Regions from separate parts of the Mus musculus genome. Here region 1 is linked to region 2. Evidence: chromatin contacts called from ENCODE Hi-C or POLR2A ChIA-PET data. All regions are on one chromosome and are shown on one strand. The core of a region is the stretch at or near the end of the contact, and the rest is flanking DNA. Distances in the headings are between cores, read along the strand shown. Region 1 has its middle 20 kb from the start of Gm35359. Region 2 holds the start of Setmar (SET domain without mariner transposase fusion).

What was found. A loop is a pair of places that touch in the nucleus more often than their neighbours do. ChIA-PET counts read pairs that join two places held with the same protein, here RNA polymerase II (POLR2A).
Region 1: POLR2A ChIA-PET joins it to region 2 with 12 read pairs in embryonic stem cell. The contact joins the enhancer-like site here to the promoter of Setmar in region 2. A Hi-C loop is called at or near these places in 1 of 37 maps with a recorded cell type or tissue (v-Abl transformed pro-B cells). POLR2A ChIA-PET finds 5 or more read pairs at or near these places in 3 of 5 experiments (Patski and embryonic stem cell).

The regions. Positions count from the first base shown.
Region 1 is chr6:108,708,287-108,713,762 of GRCm38, reverse strand. No RefSeq gene overlaps it. Among named protein-coding and RNA genes, the nearest start is that of Gm35359, 20 kb to the left of the region's middle. Within about 2 kb of position 4,207, at least 1 of the 3 ENCODE cell types and tissues checked has a DNase peak (open chromatin) inside an H3K27ac peak, as active enhancers do.
Region 2 is chr6:108,061,632-108,066,724 of GRCm38, reverse strand. It overlaps Setmar (SET domain without mariner transposase fusion), which reads right to left and starts at 1,680. Exons shown (of 2, transcript NM_178391.4): 1 at 1,486-1,680. The coding sequence starts at 1,644.

The sequences.
Region 1 (5,476 bases), core at 2,958-5,457, 640 kb before region 2:
CCCAGCCCAGCCCAGTTTGTGTGCACATACCACACGCCACTCTAAAAGAGAAACTGTTTATTGTTGCCCTTCTTCAAGCTCAGCCTCCTTTCAACTCCCTCCTTCTGTTTGGTTTGGTTTGGGTTGGGTTTATTGTTGCTGTTGCTGTTGCTGTTGTTGCTGTTGTTGTTGTTGTTTTGCTTTGCTTTGTATTTCTCTGTTTTCCAAGGTCCATCTCAGATTGTTCTTTCCCACAAAAATAGTCAAATCTTTTCATTTGAACTTGCAAACCTCTTAGCACCTCCTGTTCTATTTAGGGATTCTCTGCGTTGGAGAATACTCAGTGATTGGCTAAAAAATGTCTGAACGAAAACACACACACACACACACACACACACACACACACACACACACACACGAGGTGGGGGCTGAGAGAAAATTTGATTTCTACACCAAAACCGAATCTGCTCATCTGACACAGCAGCGGCAATCTCAGTGCACTGGGGCATGGGGATTGTGAGTTCTGGCTACCAGGTTCAAAGGAAACATTTCCCCAAATTCTGGCACTTAGTTCCCCAGGACCCTGTGAAGCTGGTTCCACTCTACCAAAAGGGATTATTTTCCTTATCACGAGCAGAAGGGACAAATGGCTACTGAATATCATGCCAAAGCACACGCTGTCCTCCAGGGTCCCTCAGCACCCAAGTACCTGTGACACATTTCAACATCTCTGGTGGCATTCTGCCTCTCCACAGCTCTTCTCACTTCCCAGCTACCCTAAACTTCCCAAATTCATGGGCTTCCCTCCCCCCCCCTTCTCATTTTCCTTATAACCCTACTATGTGGACCCTGTTCCTTCTTGCCTGCTTTCTTCTTATCTTCCTCTTGTTCTCTCTCTCTCTCTCTCTCTCTCTCTCTCTCTCTCTCGCCTGGTCTACAGAGTGCGTTCCAGGACAGGCAGGGCTACACAGAGAAACCCTGTCTCATAAAACTAGAAACCCAAACAGAATAAAAAAACCCTTCCCCTTAACCATACTATGGAGTGGTCATGTTGTAAGTTTATACGCTGGTCAACACAGTATCATTACAAGACAAAACACTGTCTCAAATAAGCAAGCAAACAAACAAATAAATAAATAACATTACACAGGTGTGTTGGCACATACCTTTAATCCTAGCACTGAGACGGTAGAGGTAAGCCAGTCTCTGTGATTTTTTTTTGAGACCAGCTTGGTCTATATAGTGATTTCATGTCAAACCAGGCTACATAGTGAAATTCTAGCTTTAAATAAATAAGTTTAAACATTGAATAAATTACTACAGTTTATGTATAATCTTGGTTTCAGGCTCCTGTCAAGAAATGAGATGCACTGACACAGGGAAGAGAGCTCATTCACTGTGTGAAGTGCTTTCATGCATACATAAAGACCTGAGTTCAAACCCCAGAGCCTACATTAAAAGCCAGGTGCAGGTCATCATCCCAGTGCTTCCTGGGAAACAGGACAGATCCCAGGGGACTGCTGGCCAGCCAGCTTAGCCTAGTTTTGAGCCCCAGGTTCAGTGAGAGACTTGATCAAATAAACAAGGTAGACCATACCTGAAGAATGATACCCAATGTTACCCTCTGGTTTACACACACACACACACACACACACACACACACACACACACACACACACACCAATACTGAAAGACTCAATAACACGAGATCCTCAGTCAAACATGGTAGCCACAGGGGAAAGTTGAGTGGTGGCTGTCCCTGTGACAGAAAATGAGGATCTTTTCGACAGAACCGCCAGCCTCTCTGGTTGGCACAAGCCACCTCGATGTCTGGACACATCTGGGTTTATGGCTCCTTCCTTGGAAGCCAAACCATCTGGTCTTCTTTCTTCCATTCTGTAAGCAGAAAGACCCAGGGTAGAGCTTCATTTTTCCGCTGATGTAAATTTTATTAACACCCCAATTTAGATAGCAGAAGCAGTGACAGTTTGGTTTTAAGATATTTTCCACCTCACTGAAAACCAAAAAGTTACATGGCATATTGAGAAATCCCCCACAAACCACCCCCTAGGAAGTTTTGGGTTGTTTTTAAAGCGTTGGGGGAGCGAACCCAGGACCTTATGCATCCCAAGCAGGTGTTCAGGACCTGAGCCACACTCCCAGCCTCTGTGCAAATTGTGTTGTCTTTTTTAGGCTTTTTTTTTTCTTTTTGCATTGGACATGTGAAATTCTCACCATTCAACTACTCAGTATGTGCTTTGAGACCTGGGAAAGACCCTAGTTTTTTATAGATCTGTAACTGAGGTAAGTTTAATGTCTCCTGTCAGTAACTTTCAGCATTTGGCTCCTACTTCTTCATAGCCTTTATACCATTTTTCTTTCCAGCATATCTCTCTCTCTCTCCCCACCCCCTCCACTCTCAGCTTAATTGTGGAAACCTTCTCATTGCTAACACAGAACAGACATAGGCATTAATTTTAGCATGTAGACCAAAGTCTAGAAGCTCAGTTCTCAAAATGTGGGTTCCAGATCAGTAGCTGTTTGGAAACTTGCTAGAAATATAGAGCTGCAGCCCCACCTCAGGCCCACAGAACCCAAATCTGCTTTTTCACAAAGTACTAAACACATTCAAAATAAAACAAGTAATGTCCTCTATGAGAGCAATTGTGATTAAAAGAGGACAGTATTACTGACAGAGAGGGAGCCACCCTACACCGCAGGCTTCAGGATTAAAACTCATTTCCACTCTAAATACTTGAGTGCCCAGATAAGCTTCATTGAGTGGGTTACATCTTAGCGGTAGTAGAAATTAAAACTGTGAAAGTTTTAAAAGTATCTCTAATTTGGGGTTGGAGAAATGACTCATTGGTTAAGAGCACTTTTATGGCTCCTGTAGAGGTCCAGGGTATCTGACGCCCCCTTCTGGCCTGCACAGCCACCTACATCCTACATGCACAAACTTCATAGAAACTCTCTCTCTCTCTCTCTCTCTCTCTCTCTCTCTCTCTCTCTCACACACACACACACACACACACACACACACACACACACACACACACCCCAGCACAATTCATTTAAAAGTAGTAATCTAGGTGTTGCGGAATCCATGGCTATAATTCTAGGATGCAGGATGGGAGATGGCTTTACAGGTAAAGTCTTGACACCTTGCCTGTTGACCTGAGTTAATTCCTAAGACGAACACGGTGGAAAGAGAGACCTGAATCTAACAAACTGTTTTCTGACCTTTAGATCAGTTCTCCCTCTATATCTTAGTCTCTGTGTCTCTTCTCTCTGTCTCTGTCTGTCTCTCTCTACTCCCTCCCTTTACCCTCCCTCTCTCCCTCTCTCCCCTAATACAAAGAGAGACCCTGTCTTAAAATCTTAAAACAGCAAAAACAGATTGTGCGGTGAACATAAAACGCAAATTCTGGTCCTGACTAGTTCCTAGCGTGGCTGAGAGACTATGGGCATATCTCTGTCCTCTCTGGGCCTCCATTTCCTGATCTGTTTTACTGTGGAGACATCTGTCGCACCCCAGCCCTGCCAACTCTCCTAGCCCTCTCTAAAGGTCTGGGAGGTCCCAGACAGAATTTTAGAACGATTCTCCTTTTTGCCCAGAAGAGGGCGATGGAGACCGGCCATGGCTGGACCACTTCTAACCCCGAGGCGGTTCACAGACTCCTGATCGGTCCACAAGGATCCCTCGTGATCCGGGCGGTTTCCTTGGCACCAGCTGACATTGGTATCCCAGGCCACCTGGGCGGTCCAAGTGAGAGAAGGAGCTCTGGACGCCTTCCATATTGACCCAAAAATGGCCAGTCTGGGTATTCAGATTCCTCCTATCCCAATCTGGGAAGAGCCACAGAGACTTGGTTTGAGGAAAGACACATTGTCCCCACCTGCACTGCGTCTTTGGGTGAGAAACCACCCAGAAGCTATTTACTCCAAAGAGAAAACTGGGCGGGGTGGCCGGAAAGGAACAAGACACAGAGCTGCGCCAGGTCCTTGGGGATTGCCTGCCACTGGCGGGCTGCGCTTGCATCAGCGCCTGCTGGGGCTGGGGCAGGGGCCTGGCCACCAGCGACGTCAGCCTCTTTCCCAGAAGAATTCCACTTCCTGCGGTCCGGGCCCCAGAAGTGTGGGAGTGGTGGGGGTTGGTTTCTTAGGATGACACCACTCAGTATGCTGCATCTCCTCATTCGCACACGCTGTTGTCATGGAGACGAACAGCATCCTGACAGCCCCGGAGAGGCCAATTCGCCCACAAGAAATGACCGGGGCATGGCCGACTCAGGAAAACACTGACTGTGTGGGGTGCTGGGTCAAGGAAAACAGCAGCCACGGGTCCCTGAATTTGGCCCCAGGGATGGGTGGGAGGGATGAGGGAACCAATTTCTGTGATGCGATTTCAAAGCTGGAGGCGTCTTAGTCCAGAGAAAAGCTTTGAAAGCACGTGGCTAGCTAGCAAAAGTTTCTTCCTCCTCCCCCTCTTCCCTCTCCTCTTCTTCCTGCTTCTCCTCTTGTCGGCTTCTTTCCCCAATTTTCTTAGGACTCTCTAAGATTTCCCGACCTCATCAGCTCTTATCGAAGGCAGTGTTAGTATTAATTCGCTTAAGTAAACATTTGTTAAGCGGTCAGGGTGTAACTTGCAAAGTTACACGGGTAAAAGACCTCCTTTCGTCTTCGCCATGACTCAAGTGCTGCTGTCACCTTTTCCGAGGAACTATCCAGTTCGTGGGCGATCTCCTAGGAAGTCAAGTCAACTCCCGCTCTCTAGCCATTACCGAGCACCTGCCAGAACAGCAGCTAATACGGCATGCAGCATGTGTGATTTTTTTCCTCTGATGCTCCACTGTGACTGCCCTAAGACTAAGCACCGAATCTCTAATTATGGGTTGGTAAATTTGAGATTATTAACCCCCAATCACGAGGAAACCTTGTGCCTGGATCAGGAGTCTGTGAACCACCTCAGGGTTAGAGAAGCAAAATAACCCTTACTAAAACATATTTTGAAATACAGAAATGCTGGGCATGGTGGTGCACACCTTTAATCCCAGCACTAGGGAGGCAGAGGCAGGCAGATTTCTGAGTTCGAGGCCAGCCTGGTCTACAAAATGAGTTCCAGGACAGCTAGGGCTACGCAGAGAAACCCTGTCTCGAAGGAAAAAAAAAAAATGAGTATTTAGTACACTGGCGTTGGCTTTGTGAAAAATAGAGTGCATTGCCTACCTAGACAAGTCCTTTCGTTTGAGCCATTTCTGTTGCGGCCGCCAGCAGCTCGCAACGTGAACGGTTCGACTGAGAAGGCCACTCGAGCTGTAAGAGAGGAATCTAGACGGGGCGAAAAAAGAAACGGAGCTAAGACAATTTCATTCTGATCAAAGCTCAAATTTTATTGTTGGGACACTAGTTATGAAGGAAGGGGGAGGGGACCCGATTCCCGCCGAATAATCTCGGGTCCAGTAGAAAGGTGCACGTGTGTGGCTCCTCAGGTTCC
Region 2 (5,093 bases), core at 431-2,930:
GCTTCTGAGGATCTGAAGAAGTTAATTTATGTGTGTCCAAGATCTCTCAGCATGGCGGAGACCTCAGCTAAGTTTGACTCCAGGGGCTGAGATTCATAACCAAGCCTTTCTTACATGTCAGATAGCCGAGACCAGACATGGAGATGGTTTTCTCTGATCCCTCAGTAAGTTCTGAGTACAAGCCAGACAGGGGGAAAAAGCTTTCTGAAAAGTCACGCCTCTGCCACACACATGTTAGGGAACTGCTATTTTACAGACAGTATAAGGTAAGAATCCTTGTTAAGGTCTTATTACAGGTTCAAAGAAAAATATTAAATTCTGTCCATTTAAGAACTTTTCTTTCAGACCAACAGCTTATTTCCCCCTCGAGAGAGAAAGAACATGAAATTGGGTAGATTGCGAGGTGGGCAAGGATCTGTGAGGATTTGGGGGAGGGAAAAAGGATGACAAACATATTGTATGGGATTCTCAAAGAGTAAATAATAGTAAGACGTCAAGAAGACTGCAGTTCCAGTAAACAACCTTGATGAAACTCATTGGCTCTCTGTCTCCTACACACACACACACACACACACACACACACACACACTCACCACAGCGAGATGAAAGATAAAAGGGGCACTAGCCAGGAAGGTGAAGGATTACTGGGAGAGGGTGAGGGACCAGAGAGGGTGGTGGTGCATATCATCAAAACACCTTCTGTGCATATGTGGAAAAATGTCATCACAAAACTCATTATTATGTATAATCAACATTTGCTAATGAACATTTTAAAAATGCCATAGTTAAACTAGATACCCCGTGTGCTAATAAAAAAAAAATAAAAATATCGGGGGTGGGGTGGGGTGTGTGTGTGTGTGTGGGGGGGAAGAAGCCTGTTGTTACAGCCAATTTGACAATTACTACCACGTGGGGGAGCTATGTGTCTCTCTTTCTTGGCTTCTAGGAAAGAGCTCTAGCGCCCCCGGGGGCAGTGAGTAGCCCTGGAATTCTGCTCTGCAGCGAAGTGTGAAACAATCCCCTTCCTACTCACCCCCCCCCCCCCCAGCTTCCTACTCCCCCCAGCTCTTTAGACCTGGCTCTACATGGGCATTGGCCTCAACTACTCAAGATATAAGCAGCTCTCTGGTTCCTTCCATGGAGGCTGTCCGCAGGCCTCTATCTCCGCCCCAACATGGAAGGGTGCAGGCTCCCCTTGGTGAGAATTAAGAGGAGTCTTGTAGTCAGCCCCTGTGGGGCTACAGGACATCCCTCCAACCCAGTCTAGAACAGCGCTGGCCCCGCCTGGGGAGAGAAGGGAAATAGACAGGCCCTTTAGCACCGCCCCTAAGATCGGTGAGCTGCTTTCTAGCTCCGCCCCCATATAAAGGGCACTGGCCCCGCCCCCGGGGGAAAGGGACAGCCCTCTAGCGCCGCCCTCTGGCTCCGCCCCCAAAGAAAAGGGCACCACCCCCAGCCCTTTCAGCCACTTAGCCCTGCCTCTACCTGGAAAGGTTTAGGCCTGGGCTCCGCCCCCAAAGGCCACAAGCTCACAGGCAAGTTCTCCAGGCCGCACGCTACATCTTGTTGTTCTGTCGGGGCTACAGATTCCTCCTCAGATGCTGCTATCTCGAGAGAAAGCTTCTCCACACCTTCCGCAGACATTTATGGTCTCGCTTCGACTACTCGCCTGACCATTTTGGGCCTCCGGGAGGATGCTGGGAGTTGTGGATTCTGCGGCCCTACTTCCTCATGGGAGTTGTAGTTTTCCGTCCCAACAGGCTGCAGGTGAGGGAGATACCTCCCTCAGCGTCGTTGGGGTGCTTTTCCTCTGGATCCCACTGTTTTAAACTAGATACATAGCTGATAATTTCAGAACCACAAAAGGTACAAAATTTGGAGAACTTGAAATGTTTTCGTTTTTTTCTGGGGAACCTTGTGAAGCCTGGTTGTTTGTTCAGCCTTTGAGGGTTTAGTAGGTGTTTGGAAATGTATCGTCTAAGCTGAGGGAGAAAATACAGTCCAGAGAATATAAAGATCTAGAACCCGCGGAGAAGTTGGGTGACTGGCACAGAATTTGTTTTTGATAAGGTCCTCTCCTTGTAAGCTCACCTTGTCCCATTATACAAAACAACAAAAACCTGTTTTGAGTAGAGTCACTCACTGATCACGCCAGAGTTTCTGTATCTGGTGGAAAATGTTAACATTGCCAAATCTCCCCATTTTGCTTGTCTTGCTTCTTTTTCTTATTCTCCCTCTATCCCCTCCTCCTCCTTCTTCTCCTCCTCCCCCTCCTTCTCCTCTTCCTCCTCCTCCTCTTCTTCTAATTTTCTATCTTCACTGCTTTCTGTGATAATAGGGTCCCACAGGGCATCCACTCTTGTTGACCAAAAGTTTGGAGGCTAAAGGGGGACACTGAAATAGATTGTCCTTATAAGAGATTCATTAGAAGATACATTGATGACACAGGCAAACAGACAGACAGGCAGACAAAGGGCCTTCACGGCAGAGCAGGCATTTCTTCTTAGAGGTTTCAGAGGAAGAAGGGAGTAGTTGATGAGTAGCTTGCAGGTAGGCTGTTCCTGAGTTATCTATGAAAGTCACCAAATTACTCTAGCTTCTGGAATTGTTACAGATCCATACAAACGGGGCAGCTTTACAAAATGCAGGATCTTAGGTTTTTCATCTTTGTGTTTTAGAGAAAAAAATTACAAATGTATGTGTGCATAAATAAATATATTCTATATACTTAGGTGTGTGTGTGTGTGTGTGTGTGTGTGTGTGTGTGTGTGTGTGTGTATTTAGCTAGATTTGTTTCAAGACAGGTTATTAGTATGAAACCCAGTGTGGTTTTGAACTCTCCATCCTCTTGATTATTAGGACTACTTGCATGAACCACTGCATCTAAATGTCTTAATTGGCTTTATTTTCAATTCTAGAAAAAGGACAACATTTCACCCTGTAAGGTAGAATAAGCATTCTGATTTTCTGAGCGTAGCATTGGTTGTATAGGAAGAGAAGAGATGGAAAAGCAGAAGCAATAAACAAAAGAAGAATGGTCCTTTCATAGTTACTCTATCCCTGTAAGGCATGGGCAGGAATACAGAACAGTAGGAAAATAAATCATTGCTTAGCACCAGAGTAATGTTTGTGTGCTAAGATTAAGGCAGAGGAATTTTATTATCCTGGGATATTTGTCTGTTATCTCTTTAGTTCTTTATTTCTGCAAAAGGTTACATAGACAGGTTAGTTTCAGCTTGGTGACAAGTGACTCTATCTTGATTTATCGTCTGTCATGGGGTTTTGTTGCAGCAATAGAAACATTAACTAGACAACCAGGATCCAGAAGTTATCATTATTTTGAGATAGGATCTTGATATTTTGCCAAGGCCTGTACTCGATGTGTAGGTTTAACGGATCCTCCTCCTTCAGCCTTTGGCATAGCCAGGTCAGGTGCATGACCTTCCCCTGCCAATATGGTTTCAGACATAAAGGACTAGGATGGCAGTCTCCAGCCCTTAGCTTCTTCTCTACTTCAGTTATGAATATAGGATGCTTTTACTTTCTGACTTATAGGATCCTTAAGCTTAAAATGACTAGAACTAATTGACTCCTCGACAAACTTTTATTGGTAATCTAACAGAGCATCCAAGCAGCAAGCAGAGAGCGTCCTTACCTCCCACCCATCCCCCCGGCCGGCATAATAAGGAGATAGTTGTGCTCAAGTCTTGGTTCTATCTTCATAGTAGTTTTCATTTTTATCACCTCTTACTTAGTTCTAGTTTTAAGCAGCAATAGAAATAATTAGAAACCTGTCTTCAAACTGTAGCAATGACAGTAAGAACAATTGGGGATATAGAGAATAGCATAGTTTAAAAAGATGACTTTAATAGACCAGGGAAGAAATGAGACCCTAGAATTTTATAATTAGGTTTTACATTGTAGCCATAACATGGTCATTGGAACACCCATCATGGGTTTTAGTTTTTTTTTTTTTTTTTTTTTTTTGTTGTTGTTGTTGTTGTTTTAGAGTCATCTAAGTGATCAGGATCAAAGTGCAATCTCTGGCCACACTTGACATCAGGCTCAAAGCAATTTATAGGACAAGTGCCATAGCCACTAACAGAGATGTCACATGTGCCCTTTCCTATGGGAGCAGGGCTTGAAGCTATACCTTCAGTAGGTCACAGAGTTGTCTGTGATCTTTTTCATCTTCTTAGAGGATGATTCAAATGTAGGACAAGGATTCTTGTTAATCTATTGAGATGTCTTTAAGACAGGAGGATAGTCTCCAAGTTTGAGGCTAACCTGGGCTACAATATAAAACCTAGTTATTAAAAAAAACGATAGCAACAAAAAGAAGATTAAAAAAGTAATATCAATTAGATAGAAAATCATGTCTTTTAGCAATTAAAATTTTATGTTATAATGTATGGCATGTGGGTCACAAAGAAAAATACAGCAAGCAATTAAAATGGTTTGAGAATTGTATTTTACAAAATCATGATGGTGTTTTTGTGCCCTTGTGGATATTAAATGTTTTCAGCAGAGTAAACCATCTTATCTATTGTCCCATTTTATCCTTTCAGTTTTGTATAATGAAATACATTACTTCTTTTGTTGATAAGACAACAAAAAACATAAAGATTAATTGCAGTTAGCAAATTAGCTATAATATTTGGGATTGAATACTAGATAGTGTGTGTAATAATGATATACTATGATATAAAGGTGAAGAGGTAAAAGGAAATTATTAATTTATTTAGCCTGTAGTATCACCAGAAAGCAATTGATTTCACTCATGGTAAAGATGAATGCATTTAGTATTAGGTGAATTCAAGCCTTAAGGCTCTGAGGATGGGTTTGACCTTGAAAAGCTGGGCTTGACCTTGAAAATCATGGCTTGAACTTACACTTACATATTTTTATTTTTCACTTCATGTTCTAGATGGTCAACATTTTCATACTATCTCAGACGTTATGATATACAAATAGAAGTTGTTTTTCTAAAGGTACTGTCAGTACTTCATGGGATCTTCTGGTCTAGTGTAAAGTGCAGAGCCAACCCATCTCCGCATAGATTTCAAAGCAAAGATGGGTGTTATTAAAGTTTG